2 separate regions of the Homo sapiens genome follow, and region 2 is linked to region 1. Evidence: read pairs that join two places in POLR2A ChIA-PET (ENCODE). Cell type or tissue: MCF 10A. All regions are shown on one strand. Links, peaks and the distances in the headings refer to the core of each region. The heading gives the core; the rest is flanking DNA. Region 1 overlaps KIF16B (kinesin family member 16B). Region 2 holds the start of LOC105372542 (a long non-coding RNA gene).

What was found. Peaks named below come from ENCODE experiments on the same cell type or tissue, not always from the same donor. Only the 100,000 strongest peaks of a DNase experiment are listed, where the experiment ranks them.
Region 2: POLR2A ChIA-PET joins it to region 1 with 10 read pairs; 2 of 35 experiments call an interaction of 5 or more read pairs at or near these places.

The regions. Positions count from the first base shown.
Region 1 is chr20:16,523,569-16,532,077 of GRCh38, reverse strand. It overlaps KIF16B (kinesin family member 16B), which reads left to right. Exons shown (of 26, transcript NM_024704.5): 2 at 3,638-3,707; 3 at 5,873-5,986. Among named protein-coding and RNA genes, the nearest start is that of KIF16B, 46 kb to the left of the region's middle. In MCF 10A, for the core only: no CTCF peak of the experiment used is centred there; DNase peaks (open chromatin) are centred at 1,787 and 3,797.
Region 2 is chr20:16,610,425-16,618,933 of GRCh38, reverse strand. LOC105372542 (a long non-coding RNA gene) reads right to left here and starts at 8,408. Exons shown (of 4, transcript XR_937286.3): 1 at 5,266-8,408. In MCF 10A, for the core only: no CTCF peak of the experiment used is centred there; a DNase peak (open chromatin) is centred at 3,503.

The DNA of each region.
Region 1 (8,509 bases), core at 1,673-6,672:
TTTTTTTTTGAGACGGAGTTTTGCTCTTGTCGTCCAGTCTGGAGTGCAATGGCACAATCTCGGCTTACTGTAACCTCCGCCTCCTGGATTCAACCGATTCTCTTGCCTCAGCCTCCCAAGTAACTGGGATTACAGGTGCCCGCCACCACACCCGGCTATTTTTTGTCTTTTTAGTAGAGGCGGGGTTTTGCCATGTTGGCCAGGCTGGTCTCGAACCCTGACTTCAGATGATCCACTTGCCTCGGCCTCCCAAATGGTTATAATTTTCAAAGTGCTTTTTCTGTTTGAATTGGGATCCAGTTGGTTGATATGTCTTTAATGTCTTTTCTAGCTTTAGATTTCCCTTTCATCGTTATATTCTTTGCAATTTGTCATAATTTGGAATATGCTGAGTCATTTACCCTGCTGCCTTTCCCACAGGCTGGATTTTACCGATTCCCCCACCTGAGAACATTGGCGTGTTCCCACTTACACTTGTCATTCCTGCTGGTTCCCTATAGGGCAGCTCTAGGTCAGAGTCAGGCCATCCCTGGGAGGGAAGGACAGGAACCCTGGGGCAGTCGCGTTGGTACTTCAGGTAGAATACACCTCGTACCTGGTTTTCTCACAGTGGCTGGCCTGGTAACCATCGGTGGTCCCTCCCTAGAGCCATTAATTCACCAGGGGTGACGAAATGATATTTTGTTATTACTTCTTTATTTTTTTAGCTGGAATATCTCTAAAGGAGAAACTTTCTTTCACAGTTGTTTGGTTACTTGAAGTATAGATAGTTTTGGAAATGCAAGATAAATGCTTGATTCTTTCTTTTAACAGTTTTCAAAATAATGAGACAGATCCTTTGATCTTTCAGAGGGGACCACTGAGTTTTTATTTTTAAGTTATGAGTTTATGTGCTTAAATATATTCTATCTATTTCAGTTGGTTTTTAGTTTCTTTGCTGTCCAGATTTCTCAACTTTGGGCAGCAGGAACTTATGCAGGTTGGTTCCTGAGTCCTTTTGACAGGGTCCTTGTATTAGTTTTCTTTTAGTGTATAACAAATTACCCCAAAACTTAGGGGCTTAAAACAATATGTATTGACCAGGCATGGTGGCTCGTGTGTGTAATCCCAGCAATTTGGGAGGTCGAGGCGGGTGGATTGCTTGAGCTCAGGAGTTTGAGACCAGCCTGAGCAACACAGCAAAACTCCATCTCTACAAAAAATACAAAAATAGGCAGGTGCAGTGGTGCGTGCCTGTAGTCAAAGCTACTTGGGAGGCTATGGCAGGATAATCGCTTGAGCCTAGGAGGTGGAGGTTGCAGTGAGCTGAGATCATGCCATTGCACTCCAGCCTGGGTGGCAGGAGCGAAACCCTGTCTCAAAAAAAACCAAACAACAACAACAAAACACAGCATGTATTATCTCAGAGTTTCTGTGGGTCAGGAATCTGGGTGGGGTTGAGCAGGGTCCTCTGACTCCGGCTCTCCCCTAGCGCTGCAGTCAGGGTGCCAGACGGCTTCCCAGTCATCTCTCATCATCATGTCCCGGTGCGGGCTTGGGGAGCGTGCCCTGCCAGGCTGTCTGGCGTGCTGCTAGCGGGCCCCTGTTTCCTGCTGGCTGGGTCTGTCCACAGGGGTCCTCACTCTGTCGTCCCTGACTTTTCACACTGCCAGGGCTCAAACAGAGAGGGCAGAAGAGAGAGCCAGCAAGACAGAAGTCACAGTCTTGAAAGCCCGCCTGGGAAGTGACAGACCATCACTTGGGTGTGTTTGTGTTGTAGTCATTAGAAGTGACTCACCAGGTCCAGCCCATAGTCAAGGGCAAGGATCGCACACGACAGGGTGTGAGTGCCGGGCAATCACTGGGAGCCGTGTTAGAAGGTGCCCGCCACAGCCCTAGTGACCTGTGTTAGTGTTCCTGCTTTATAGTGTGAAGAGATGGTTCAGTATTTGGATTGAATCACTTCTCCAAGGAACCCTGACTTATTTTAGTGGAAAATGTTATTTATAGGCTATAATTTGAGTGTAAGATTCTAGGCCTTTTCAATGGACAAAGCAAGGGAGTTGTTTGTTTTTTAAATTTTGGATGAAAGATGAAGTTTCTGCTACTCCTTCCAATTAGATTCAGGACTACAGTTTTTTCTGGGACAGAATTTCACTCTTGTTGCCCAGGTTGGAGTGAGTGCAGTGGCGTGATCTTGGCTCACTGCAACCTCTGCCTCTTGGATTCAAGTGATTCTCCTGCCTCAGCCTCCCGAGTAGCTGGGATTACAGGCATGCGCCACCATGGCCGGCTAATTTTCTATTTTTAGTAGAGATGGGGTTTCTCCGTGTTGATCAGGCTGGTCTTGAACTCCCGACCTCAGGTGATCTGCCCGCCTCTGCCTCCTGAAGTGCAGGGATTACAGGCGTGAGCCACCGTGCTCGGCCAGGACTACAGTTTTTACTTAACCTCATCAAACTTATGTTTGTATCTCATTCAGCCACTTCAAAAACCTTGGTTCTCTAGGGCACCAACATCATTACTCTTGTAATGTCCCACAGTACACAGACAGAAATCTCAGAATAATGGCACTTACATTACCACCAAAAATATGATTACTAAAAATGCTTTAAGATTTCTTTGTAGTTCTTTTTCTTTTTAGGATATATCTCATTATAGTATACAGTCAAATTCCTCTATAGAGTCGTAATTGAAATAGTTTCTCACTTTGTGGTACACAGCTAGATTCATTCGCTTCAACTTACTTCTAAATTATAGCTTGTTTTTTGAAACTCTTGTTTTATTTTTGCATAAATCATTTTTATCGTTCTAAAGATGACCTCCAGATCAAAGTATATTTGCAGAAATCTAGCTTCTATCCTTGTCCACTTCCCTTGTCTGCCCCAAATCCTTATCCTCAATTTCCCTTTTTTTCCTAGGTAGCCTTTTGAAAAATACATAGGTTTTAAAAAAGTGTTTAAATATAATTTGTATTTTTCTACATAGATTTTCTCCATCTTTTGTCTCCACTGAACAGTATATCCCAGTATATCCCAGTGGCCACGCCATAACAGATATAGGGATCTTCCTCATTCCTTGTTCAGTGGCGTCACACTCCATTGGGTAAATGTATGGTCATTTATTCTAGGGAACTGTACTCTTTAGGAGTCCTCCTGTTCTGCTGTTTTCTGAGAAATGCAGTTTCTGAACAGATGTAGAAAGAAGGTAGGAGGAGGGAACAGTGCCCTGGCTGCTTCTGGAAGCAGCACCTGCTTGTAACCACTCCAGTTTTCTCTTTGGTTTTCATCTTGGGTAGGGGGCTAAGGTCTCTTTCTCTTTGTAACAAGGTGAGGGGGGCTACTTTTTTTTGGTGAGTCTTAGCTCTTTGTGGTGTCTGTTATTTCATTTACTCTTCTTTTGGCTTACAATTGGAAATTCTTTCAGGGTTTAACAACACACTGTGTATCAGCCATAATTGTTGATGGTGGCATCATTTTGCGTATCTTCATGTTATATTAGTAAGGATTTGGGAGGAGCCGTGTCTGGGATTGCTCCTCAGATGCCATTTGAAAATAAACTCCTAACGTAAAAAGTAAATAAAACAAATGGGTTTAGTTTTGTTTTGTTTTTAATAATCTTTTCTCTTCTAACCACTACTGAATTATTTGTATTGCAGGGAAAAGGACTTGGAGGCCAAGTTCATTATTCAGATGGAGAAAAGCAAAACGACAATCACAAACTTAAAGGCAAGTCATGACCTGGCCTTGCTTAAGTTCCAAGAGCCCCATGATTGCTTTACTGTGGGGATGACTAATGAGTAAATAAAGCCTGTCTGCTGTTTCCACACCCTCCTTTCCAGTGCAGTTAGCCACGTCAGCTTGCACCTGGCTTGGGCTCAGTCTTGAAGCAGAAGAGTTGATCCCGTTTCCTTTCCCATTCCTGGCTTTATTTGATCTGGAAGCCAAATCCAAGCTGTTGCTCTGGTCCAGGAGCTCCTGAGTCTATCCCAGATTCGGGCATTTTCATCCTGTGTCCTCGTAGTAGGGACTTAGCCTGGCAATTGACTGTGTTCTGTGAACATTAAATAAGCTTTGCCCCTATATTTTTTTCCATTTTTAATGAAGAGGATCATGTTTGGTAATCCTTGAAGAAGAACTGATACTATTATTCAAAACTCAGGGAGGAAAGATTAAAAAAAACCACCAAATTTCTTTTCTGGAAAAAAAGTTAAAAAAAATTTTCAAGATGGCAAGTTTCTCCTTTGGCACTGAAAAATATCCTGTTTGTTTATTTGGTTAGGAAATTTTTAAAGGGCACTGAATGCTTTTCGCTGAGGAGGGTAACGGGGGTATAAAATTAATATTGAAGAAATCAGAGCTGGGCTTGGTGGTGCACACCTGTGGTCCTAGCTACTCGAGAGGCTGAGATGGGAGGATCACTTGAGCCCAGGAGATCAAGGCTACAGTGAGCCCTGTTTGTGCCACTGCACTCCAGCCTGGGCAACAGAGCAAGACCCCATCTCAAACAAACAAACAAAAAAACAACAACAAAAAAGAAAGAAATGAAGTACTTTATGGGTTCAATGCCTTTCTCCTTTGATATTTGTCATTAACTTTTAGGTCTGGGTTTCTGAGACATGATGCTCCATGGCCAAGTCAGATCTATCTCCTGTTCACATCTGTGGAGATTTCTATTAATTTATGGCTCAAAGGATTGGGTACTTTGAGATCCAATTTCAAAGTAGTGCGAGTTGATCTCCAATGGTAGAAGCTGGGAAATGCTCCCATCTTCCAACTGGGCAGCCTCTGGATCATTTCATTTCCTCCATTAAGGCGCTGGTGTCCTTTGCCTGAGGCATTCTCCACTGGATGCCTTTCTTCCTCTGCTTAGCACAACCCTTGTGCCTTCCAGCTCTATCTGGCCTGCACTGTGCTTCTTTCCCTTCCTTTGGCCTCTCGCATATTCTCATGTTTCTACCCAGTTGTCACTTGTCCATTCCCTGCTGGTAATTACCTTGTCTTTCCTTCATGTGTCTTTCTACGCTCACAGTGCTTTGGTAAAAGACCGCTGACTCTGGATGAGTCTCCTTTCTTTGTGCGTTATGGAATCTATTTTCCTCGATTACTCTGTTGCTTTTTGAGTTTTTTAAACATTTTATCATCTGATGTTTGAGTAACCAGAACAGATGCCTAGACTTTTAGTGTTTTCATAAGAATCATAACAATTTTTTTATAATATGTGAATCATGTGGAAAACGTGGTGCTCATTGAAGTTATTCAGCATATGTCCAATAAGCAGGCTTTGGGAGCATATGAAGATGTTAAAACATGGTTCTGAGGTGCACTTTAAGCATATAGCAAGGGGGACAAGATATATGCAAACATCCGCAATAAACTCACAATATGATGTGTCCTGGAAGAGTCTAGGCTGTCAGAGGTAGGAGAAATTACTTCTCCATGGAGTGTCCAAGGGAAGTGTCATGAAAGAGGAGACATCTGACCTAGAATTTTCAGTGAGGCCACCAAATCATACAGCTTTAGAAGGTGCCAATCTTATCATGATCTATGTGAATACCACCCTTGTAGTTGTGCAAAGCCCAACTCTGGTGGATTTAGGTGGAGGGAACAGTAAAAAATCACTGAAGGTGGAAATACAGAGTCTGGCTGGAGTGTTGGGTTCTTAGGAGTTAATAGTGATAAAAAGAAAAGGTCAGAATAGTATTCTTGGGTCATATCACAGAGAACTTGGATTGCTGCAAGGAGTTTAGTTTATATTTAAATTTTATTTATTTATTTTTTTAGAGAAGCCAGCAGGAATGAAATGGTTTTTAGTCAGGGTATAAACATGGAAATTTGGGTCAAATGGCAGTGCTCTTTACATTATCATTATTATTCTAATCATTTCTTTCTAGATACCAGAAGGAGGCACTGGGGACTCAGGAAGAGAACGGACCAAGACCTTCACCTATGACTTTTCTTTTTATTCTGCTGATACAAAAAGCCCAGATTACGTTTCACAAGAAATGGTATATGATATTTTCAAAATATTTATGTTGATTTATTTTCACATTGAGAAAAACATGCCTACCCTAAAATACTTTAAAATATCTTGCCAATTTCTTTCTGAATGTAATTTTTGTATAAAATTAGCCTTTGCTAACTTACCTTTCTGAGTGTTATGTAGGAGTATCTATTTAAGCCTGAGAAGAATTCAGTTCTCAAAAGATTGATTTTTTTTTCACCTTTGAGCATAATGATGATAATTTTTAATTTGTTTCAAAACTTGGATATGGTTCCTGTTTAGAAGGAGCTCTACATAGAAAGCATTTCTGGGGAGACATGTGTATGCTGCGAAGCACAGTAAAGAAGCCACTTAACCTTGAGTCCTATTCAGTGCGGAGATTTAGGAGGAAACTTCAAACCCAAGTCATGTGTTCCCAGGTTGTGTGGATCATTACAGGTTTTAGAGTGGATTCTAGAAAGAAAGAACGTTCATTCAGAATCTTTCTAGAGTCTAGAATGATGCTGGAATTTGTCCAAGAAATCTTGCCTGTAGGCTTTTAAGGGCTAAAATGTAGATGTGAAGTGGACAGATAATAACAGACACAAAGGTGCCCCCAAAAGCCTATCAAGACACTGATGTTGACATTTCAGGTGAGCAGAGGGACAAGTATATTTCTCGGGGTGGGGAAAAGCTGCTTATTTGAGCAGAGTGAGGTTAGAAATGGGGAGCACCAGTATAGAAGGAAAAACGCAGGCTTCATTGCTGGGCCTCTTCCTGGCTCGTTGACAGCTTCTTTAGATAACATTGCTTTAAGTCTCCATATGTTAAAACGGGGATAAGAATTCCTGTCCTGCCTGGCCTGGGTTGTAATCCATGCAATGGCATCTCGAAAAGTAGGGTATGAAAAAGTGCTTGTTTCTTTCTTTCTTTCTTTTTTAAATTATGCTTTAATTCTGGGATACATGTGCAGAATGTGCAGATTTGTTACATAGGTATACACGTGCCATGGCGGTTTGCTGCACCCATCAACCCGACATCTACATTAGGTATTTCTCCTAATGCTATCCCTCCCGTAGCTCCCTACCCCCTGACAGGCTTTGGTATGTGATGTTCCCCTCCCTGTGTCCATTTGTTCTCATTGTTCAGCTCCCATTTATGAGTGAGAACATCTGGTGTTTGGTTTTCTGTTCCTGTGTTGGTTTGCTGAGAATGATGGTTTCCAGCTTCATCCGAGTCCCTGCAAAGGACATCAACTCATCCTTTTTTATGGCTGCATAGTATTCCATGGTTTATATGTGCCACATTTTCTTTATCCAGTCTATCATTGATGGGCATTCGGGTTGGTTCCAAGTCTTTGCTATTGTGAATAGTGCTGCAATAAACATACGTGTGCATGTGTCTTTATAGTAGAATGATTTATAATCCTTTGGGTATATAACCAGTAATGGGATTGCTGGGTCAAATGGCATTTCTGGTTCTAGATCCTTGAGGAATCGCCACACTGTCTTCCACAATGGTTGAAATAATTTACACTCCCACTAACAGTGTAAAAGCGTTCCTATTTCTCCACATCCTCTCTATCATCTGTTGTTTCCTGACTTTTTAATGATCGCCATTCTAACTGGCGTGAGATGGTATCTCATTGTGGTTTTGATTTGCATTTCTCTAATGACCAGTGATGATGAGCTTTTTTTTCGTATGTTTGTTGGCTGCATAAATGTCTTCTTTTGAGAAGTGTCTGTTCATATCCTTTGCCCACTTTTTGATGGGGTTGTTTGTTTTTTTCTTGTAAATTTGTTTAAGTTCCTTGTAGATTCTGGATATTAGCCCTTTGTCAGATGGATAGATTGCAAAAATTTTCTCCTATTCTGTAAGTTGCCTGTTCACTCTGATGATAGTTTATATTGCTGGGCAGAAGCTCTTTAGTTTAATTAGATCCCATTTGTCACCTTTTGCTTTTGTTGCCATTGCTTTTGGTGTTTTAGTCGTGAAATCTTTGCCCATGCCTATGTCCTGAATGGCATTGCCTAGGTTTTCTTCTATGGTTTTTATGGTCCTAGGTCTTAGGTTTAAGTCTTTAATCCATCTTGAATTAATTTTGTATAAGGTGTAAGGAAGGGGTCCAGTTTCAGTTTTCTGCATATGGCTAGCCAGTTTTCCCAACACCATTTATTAAATAGGGAATCCTTTCCCCATTGCTTGTTTTTGTCAGGTTGTCAAAGATCAGATGGGTGATGTCATTTCTGCGGCCTCTGTTCTGTTCCATTTGTCTATATATCTGTTTTGATATCAGTACCATGCTGTTTTGGTTACTGTAGCCTTGTAGTATAGTTTGAAGTCAGGTAGTGTGATGCCTCCAGCTTTGTTCTTTTTGCTTAGGATTGTCTTGGCTATACAGTCTGTTTTTTTGGTTCCATATGAAATTTAAAGTAGTTTTTTTCTAATTCTATGAAGAAAGTCAATGGTAGCTTGATGGGGATAGCATTGAATCTATAAGTAACTTTGGGCAGTATGGCCATTTTCACGATATTGATTCTTCTATCCA
Region 2 (8,509 bases), core at 1,492-6,491, 87 kb before region 1:
ACTGGAATTCTGGATCTCAAAAACACCTTAAGCAATTCTTAAACAAAAGACTTATGATTCTAACATCAAAAATCCTATCTATGGGAACAATGGAGATGCAAATGGCCAGTATCTAGTGCTGTGAGACTGTCAGTTACAATGAAGTGGGTTAAAGTCCAGCCTGATTAATGCTTAATTATAACTATTTTATTAATATATATACTGACGATTTGCACCCCTCCCCCCCAGTTTTTTTTTTGAGACGGAGTTTTACTCTGTCTCCTAGGCTGCAGTGCAATGGTGTGATCTTGGCTGACTGCAACCTTCACCTCCTGCAACTGTTCAAGCAATTCTCCCGTCTCAGCCTCCCAAGTAGCTGGGATTACAGGCACCCACCATGACACCCAGCTAATTTTTGTATTTTTAGTAGAGATGGGGTTTCACCATGTTGGTCAGGCTGGTCTCGAACTCCTGACCTCAGGTGATCCACCCACCTCGGCCTCCCAAAGTGCTGGGATTACAGGCGTGAGCCACCGCACCCAGCTGCATCCCCATTTTTCCTATAGGTAGGACTTCTGATGTTGGAATCATAAGACTTTCTTTTGTTTTGCTTTTTTTTTTTTTTTTTTTTTGAGATGGAGTCGCAGTCTGTTGCCCAAGCTGGAGTGCAGCGGTACAATCTCGGCTCAATGCAACCTCTACCTCCCAGGTTCAAGTAATTCTTCTGTCTCAGCCTCCTGAGTAGCTGGAACTACAGGTGCCCACCACCATGCCTGGCTAACTTTTGTATTTTTTTGGTAGAGATGGGGTTTCACCATGTTGGCCAGGCTGGTCTTGAACTCCTGACCTCAAGTGATCCATGCACCTTGGCCTCCCAAAGTGTTGGGATTACAGGCATGAGCCAACACACCTGGCCTAAGGCTTTTGTTTAAGATACACAGTTCCCAGCTGCCCCCTTTTCAGTCAAATAGGAGCTGCCTCCCCAGAAGATTTTGTGCTCTTTCCCATAAGGAGCAGCCTTGCCAATGACTGACCAATATAGATGTACAAAAAACAGGTCTCCTTGTCTCCAGGTGGGACTAACTTTGTGGTACAACTCAGGCACCAGAGCTCCCTGTGGAATCAGTCTGAAGCAGGACTACAGCTGAGGCTATATCCTAGCTCAGCTTCTTCCCCAACTCCACCCTGCTTCCCTCACACCCTATTCAGAGAGTACATCTGCAGCAAGTCAAATGCACCAAAATTCCTGTACCAGGCTCAGCTTCTAGGGGGCAGCCTCTCATATAAATTTGAGTTTTCATTCCCTGGATTAGAGGGAGAAACAAAGTGTGCTGAAACAGTTAAAAAGGGCCACCAGTCAGTGCTAGCCAAAAGAGGCATGCTTCAAAAGTAGTCACAGTCAATCTTTAGAGATCAATACAGACTGTCAGATTGATGCATATTATGAGGGACACAGAATGCATTCCTGCCTTGGCCTGAGAGAGTTATTGTTCTTAGCAAGCACATGAGTCTTTGTACCATGCACCATGGACTTACTTCTCTCCTAATTATTGCTTATACTGACTTGGTTGTCCTTCTTTTGTTGTCAGCTAAGCGAACAGCTCATCCGCAGTCAATACTGTGAAAGCATTAAGTCCCCTGACTACTGCCAGAAAGGGCCAGTGTATGGGAGTGGCTTCCTAAACATTTTCCCTAATAAAAGAGCTTAGTCTCTGGGCACAGGATAGTTGGCCCATTATTCTAGACTAATTAGGTTCTGCTCCATTTACATACTCTGCTGGAAATTACAGAATCTCTGTGAGAATTCACATGACATCCATGAACTTCTAAGAGGACCTACTGAGAGGAATGTCCTTGGCTAAGAGCCTCCAGCTGCTGCAACTTCAGATCCACTGTAATGTTCACACTCAGGTGGCTGCCAGCAAATGATTAAACTCCATGAGGGTCCAAGAACCAGGCCATTTCTATCAGGACTTTCCTAATGGACAATTCTTGCTGTGAGGCTCCTCACTGTCCTGGCTGTGACTTTCTCAGAGCTGTACTGCAGTCTATAGACTCATCCTACCCAAACCTCTTTCCTTCTCTTTTTCCTTTCACAGGAGTCAGGCCTGCATCTACTCTGAAGCGTCTCCCTGCCTACTCACATTTCCTTCCCCTTTACCCTGTACAGAATTTCCTCCATTAAATCTTTTGCATTTCTCCTTCTATCTTGGCATTTGCTTCTCATAGGACCCTAGCTGACATAGTGGATCTGAATCCTGAGGTCTGATTTGTGGAGCTGTGGGAACTTGTGAGATCAATTGCAAATGAAACATTACAATGGAATCCAAGGTAGCAACACTTAGAATTATAGCACACATTTGTTACTTGGCATGGAAAAATGTTTATGATAGAGTAAATTGAGGAATTACAAAACAGTATAGTATGTATTCCAAACTTGTAAACAAGAAAGTATATATAGAAAGAGAAAAATTTTAGAAGGCTATGCATCAAAATATTGAGATTGGTTTGCTCTAGATTATAGCAGTCTTGCTTATCTTTTTTGCATGTTTACATTTTCAAAATTTTTCGTAATAAAAAATTGTTTCACTTTAAACACAGCTGAAAAGAGAATCTTTTGGCGTAAAGGAGGAGTATTTTAGGGGCTAGAGCACTTTGGGAAGATAAGGCTGCTGTAAGTTTTTCTAGAGCCTCAGGACTGCTCCATTAAGGGTCACCATATAGGTACCAGGGGCCAACGGAGGAAAAGAACTTGCAGAGGTAAGAACATAAAGACCTCAGGGAAGGCCTAAGAGAAAGTGAGTGATGAGGGGGTAGAAGGGTCCCCTCCTTTTTCAGTGCATGGATCAGTTCAATTACTATCCCCACTACCATTCTCTATCTGACTCTGATGTCATTTTGTGACCCCTTAGACCTGATTGTGTGCATGTAATATAGCTCACTCATTCATCCAACCAACATTTATTGAGCCTTACTCTTGGCTAGGCATTCTGCTAAGTTCTAAGGATTCTGGCATGTGGCAGATACTGACAGTTGCCTCCCAATACCCATTCTCCCCTTTTTCTTGTTAAAAAAAATCCTGATTTTATTTAGGCAAGCAGCACGTCTGGTTAGAAATCATGTCTTAGCGCTCACTGCAGATAGAAGAGGCCATGTGTTGCAAGCAGGAAACACTGAAGGGGGTTGGCTCAATCAGCAGACACCTTTGCCTTTCACCCTTCCCCATCTTTGGAAAGTAGATGGAACCATGAAATGAACATAAGAAACGAAGACCATACACTAAATATATGGGAGCAAAAATCAAGAAAGAATCAGTCACTAGTGGCATTATTAAACCACTAAAATGGACCTCCATATTTCTTGTTATGTGAGAAAAACAAATCTAATTTGCCGAAGCCACGGTTTTGGTGATATCTGTAACTTGAAGCTCAACAGAGTCCTAAATGGAACAAATAGAGAATGAGTCACAAGCTCTACCCTGGCCTATGTATGGGCAGACAGCCAACAAGTAAAACGTAATTACACTCTACACCCCTCTTTTTCCTACTGTTCAACTTAGAAAGAAGGCAGCCTACTGCAGTTCTGCTCCAAATTCCTCAGGCCTGCGTTTCCGCAGACTCAGGCATTTGGAAATCGCAAGCAAGATGAGTGCAATTGTTCTCAGAAGATGACTGGGACCAGCTGTTCTCAAACGGTTTGGGCTCTGGGCCCCTTTACATCCTTCAGAACTATCAAGAACTATAAAGAGCTTTTGTTTATGTGAGCTGTACAGTCCATATTTATCACAGTAGATATTAAAACTGAGGGGCTTCAACAATTTAATTTAATAATAGTAACAGATTCATTGTTATATTTTATAAAAATAACTATTTTCTGAAACCAAAAAAATCAGAAATAATCAAGAGTGACACTGTTTTACCTTATTTATTTTTAGAGAGAGGGTCTTGCTCTGTGTCCCCTAGGTTGAAGTATAGTGGCACGATCATAGCTCACTGAAGCCTCAGATGATCCTCCCACCTCAGCCTCCCAAGTAGCTGGGGCTACAGGTGCATGCTACCACGACTGGCTAATTTTAATATTTTTATTTTTGTGGAGATGGAGGTCTCGCTGTGTTGCCCAGGCTGGTCTCAAACTCATGGTCTCAGGTAAGCCTCCCTCCTCAGCCTCCCAAAGTGCTGAGATTATAGGTGTGAGCCCCCACACTCAGCCTGTTTTATATTTTTTGCAAACCTCCTTAATGTCGGGCTTGAAAGAAGACAACTGATGGTATTCTGTCATCTGCTTCTGCATTTAAAGCAGTCCAATCCTTTGCATTACATGTAGCCTCTGGAAAACTCTACCATACATAATAATACTAACATGTTAGCATCATTACGAACATTATTTCAACCTTGTGGACCCCCAAAGGGGTCTTGGAGTTCCCCAGGGGTATCCCTACTGTACTTTAGAGTTGCTGCTGTGACCAGTGCTACTCAAAGCAAGATCTCCAAACTCTTTGTCACGGGTCTGTGTTAGATAAGTTCAGAAATTGAGTAAATGTTTAGAAACTCTTACAGCAATTTGACAGTAATTTTATGTCTGTTGAATCTAACAATAACGTTAATCAATCAGGGCTTTGTTTCATGTCTTTTCTATTTTTTTATAATTTATGTTTATTATATTTTACAAAAGAATCAGTCTGCAATGGATTGAAAATGAAGGAAGAAAGAGCTTTCATCACGGTTTCTGAAGTGATGATCTATCTTGGGGATGTTCAACGTGTGGTTCTCAGCAAGTAATGTCTACGTCATCTCGGAACTGGTTAGAAATGCAAATTCTCGGGCCTCCCTCCAGATCAAAAGAATCAGAAACCCTGGAGTGAGGCCCAGCTATCCGGGTTTTAACAAGCCCCCCAGGGACTTGAATGCTCAGGAAAGTTTGAGAACCACTGGTCTAGATCTGTGTTTTTCTAACTTAAAGGTACATCACTTGGGGAGCTTCTTAAACTGAAGATTCTGATTCAGAAGATCTGGGATGGGGGTGGAGACTTTACATTTCTAATAAGCTGCCAGGGGATGTGGGCATTGACCCCATTTTAAGTAGCAATCACATGGGTAAAAGAAATCTGTTGTTGAGACAGTTGTCAGCTAAAAAGAAACAAAACCAACACTGCAGTAAAACAAACAAACAAAAGGTGTTTTCATCAGGGTCTTAAGAATTGCAATTCAGGACACACAGATCTAGCAAGCGGCTCCATCAGGCAAGGTTGGGCAGGGGCTTATAAAGGTTTACTGTAAGTTTACATACCTGGAAGGTTTTCATATAGTGCATGATTGATGATGGCTGGTTAACAGCTTAGGATGTCTTTCAGTCTTGTTTGGCCTAGCTGTCTTTCCAGGAAGCTGGTGATCAGGCCCAGTATAAACAGTACAAGTCAAATGCAGTTGGTGTTACAATTTGGCCCAGTTCAACAAGTCAGATTTCATCTGGGTGTGCACATGACTGGGATCCAACTCCTTATGCCCCGCAGATCCCATTTAGATACCTCTTACATAACCATCTCCATCTTGGATTTTATTTTCTCCACACAGTGGAGAAACAATTTCTATAGAGACAGACCAGCAAATTGGCTGCTGTATCCCGTAGAAGGCCAAGAGGCTGTTAGTGGCATTCTTTAAAGGATGTTGTCGTAATTTCTTTTTTAATTGAGGTCAAGGCAATAGAGCTTTGAGGCAGGTGCAATTTAGGGAAGGCTGCTTTCCTTCTGGCCATGGAAATGAAGTCCTAAGAAGAGAGTTCCACTCCAGGTTTCTGCCAGCCTGGGATTTCCAGCATGGCTTCCCTCTCTGCAGCACCTTGCTAGCAACTTAATTATCTGGTGCTTGAAGACTGAAGGTGACATGCTCTGGGGAAAGCAGGACAACGGTGAGTGTTGAGTGACTTTACTGAAAATATAGACAAGTAATGAAATTTTGAAGAACTGCTGCTGTGGCAGGAGCTGAAGGAAACCAGAGGCAACAGCTGCAGCTTCTCCCAGTTCCTCAGGGAAACATGCTGGGGTGGGGAGTGGGAGGGAGAGGGCTGGAGTGCATGGCACAAATGCAACCAGTCCCACTGGACTGTCAGTTGAACTTGATAAAGGCAAAACGGAAGCTGAACATCTGCAAATCTGTTTAGATTGTGATACTTTGGACCAGAGGAACAGTTATCCCCAGGAACCACCATGCAGCATCAGGCCAGTGAAGGATAAATTTGGGTAAGGACAAACCCATTCCAGCTCCTGCCTTCACCCCAGGTCTTTGTGGGCCATTGGGCAAAGCCTTTTCAAATAAAAACTTGAGAAAAATGCCTATGAATACATCTTTCACAGTTGAAAGAGAGATAATATGAGCAGCAGTCAAATTTGCCAGGCTCTGGAATCAGACTGTCTGGGTTTGAACTCAAACCCCATGATAATGAGCCGTGTGTCTTTGGCCAAGTTGCTTTTCCTCTCTGTGCTTCATCAATCAGTTGTATTTGTTCTATCCCTCTCACCAGGCTTTGAGCTAAGGATGGTGACTGCATTTCATTCATTTTTCCTTTCTGGTGGCATCTGATTGAGAAGGGCAAGGTACTTAACTCTGTCCATTTTAAGATTTGAGTTGAGAGCCACAGGCAATATGTGACATTGGGATTCTAAAGAGGGAAAGAGGAGTAGTTTGTGGTGCTTGTGGTGGTTGTGCAAGGAAGATTTTGGACAAGAGAGTCTACTGAGGCTGGGACTGCATCACCAGGAACTTTGTAAGAGGTGCTGCAGGCACAGACAGATTCAGGGGCTCAAATGATGCCTCAGTCTCCTCCCTCCATCACTAAGCCCGGCTTGTCCAGCATCAGCTCTATCTCCAGGCCAGCTCTCCTCACCGTGGTAGATGGAGCCTCCGCATGTGGAGTGGCCCGGCTGTGATCCGGCTTAACTTGAGCTTTTATGGCCACCCTTTATTACTTTGCTTCCATGAGAACACACATACCGAGTTCCACACAACTGCTTTATAAATGAGCTTTTGGAAGATAAGTATGCAGAAGCCAGATATGCCCTGTTTCCATCTGGACCAATACCCATGTATTAATCTTCCCACTTCTGGTAACATAAAAACAGCTGGCCAAAGTGTCCTCCAAGCAAAATCCATAAGAGACTCAACCTTGGCCCCAAATGGTAGTTGAGATGTTTTTATACTTTGACTACTTTGTCCTTCCTTGTGACTCCTCTGCCCTCCTCTCACTTCATCCATTCTGTAGTTCCAACCCCAACACCACCATCTTCCCTTCCTGCTCACTCCCACCAAGTCAGACAACACCCATGCTAGAAAGAAGTAGTAACGATTGCACCTGTCACTAAATGATCAGCACCTCTGCTGCCCTAACAGCTTCCCTATGACAGTCATAGCCAGGTAGACAATGGAAGCCTGAATTCACAGAAGTCAGCCGCAGGCAAGTCACTGGGGCTGACTGAGACAGAACCACACCTGAAGGATGACTTCTGGGAAGGCAGCAGCTGGGGCGGGACTGGGAGCAGAAATCAAGATTGTGATGACTTTCACAGTTTTATCTGTAAAGGTCCTTTAAGTGCAAGCCAGAGAAATACATCCCAGACCACGGAAGGGAGAAATATAATTTATTAGAGGGATTTAAGTGTCCACAAAATAGAAAAAAAATCTGACCTGTTTCAGAAAGGACAGGAATTCACATAGTCTTGAGATTCCATACAGAAGAAACCATTTTTGGTCCTTGCTTACAAGGACCAAAACTTCATTGAAGTTTCCAGAGGTTTGGTTGACCCACTCCTGAGAGCCTAGCAATACTCCATGCAAGGGTGCGAGGCTGGTTTCCCAAAGGAAAAATAAGAGGCCATTACCAAGCAGCAGGGAAAAAAATGGTTCTCCATTGCATAGGTCATATTGCAGTATTTGTGGGTTTTCTCCTTCAGACTTTGGGTTTGCCATTCTGTTCTGTTTCCCTTTTCCTCCATGAGAACTAAAGTTACTGGGTAATTCATTCAATAACAACATTTCACAGGCATTTGACTGGGTGCCCCTCTGCTGGTCACTATACACACAAAGGCACAAATAAGACATTATCATGGCCACCAAGGATCAGAAGGGGAAGATGAAACTCCTCCCTGTGCTGCGGGAGAGGCGTGTACAGAGACACTGGAGTTCAGAGGAGGCATGGCCAGGTCCACCCAGGAATAGGGGCTTGAGAAAAGCATCCAGGAAGAGGTGAGCCTGAGTTGTCTCTAGAAAGATAAGGTAGGCAGGGGTTAGGCAGGGAACCCAGGCCTGGGGCGAGTGGCTTGCAGGGTGACATTCTAGGCAGGTGGAATACTTGGAGGAAGGGCAAAGGCACAGCGGCACCAAACATCCTGGATTTTTTTGTTTTGTTTTGTTTTGTTTTTTGAGATGGAGTCTCACTCTGTCTCCCAGGCTGGAGTGCAGTGGCGTGATCTTGGCACTCTGCAACCTCCGCCTCTCGGTTCAAGTGATTCTCCTGTCTCAGCCTCCCAAGTAGCTGGGAC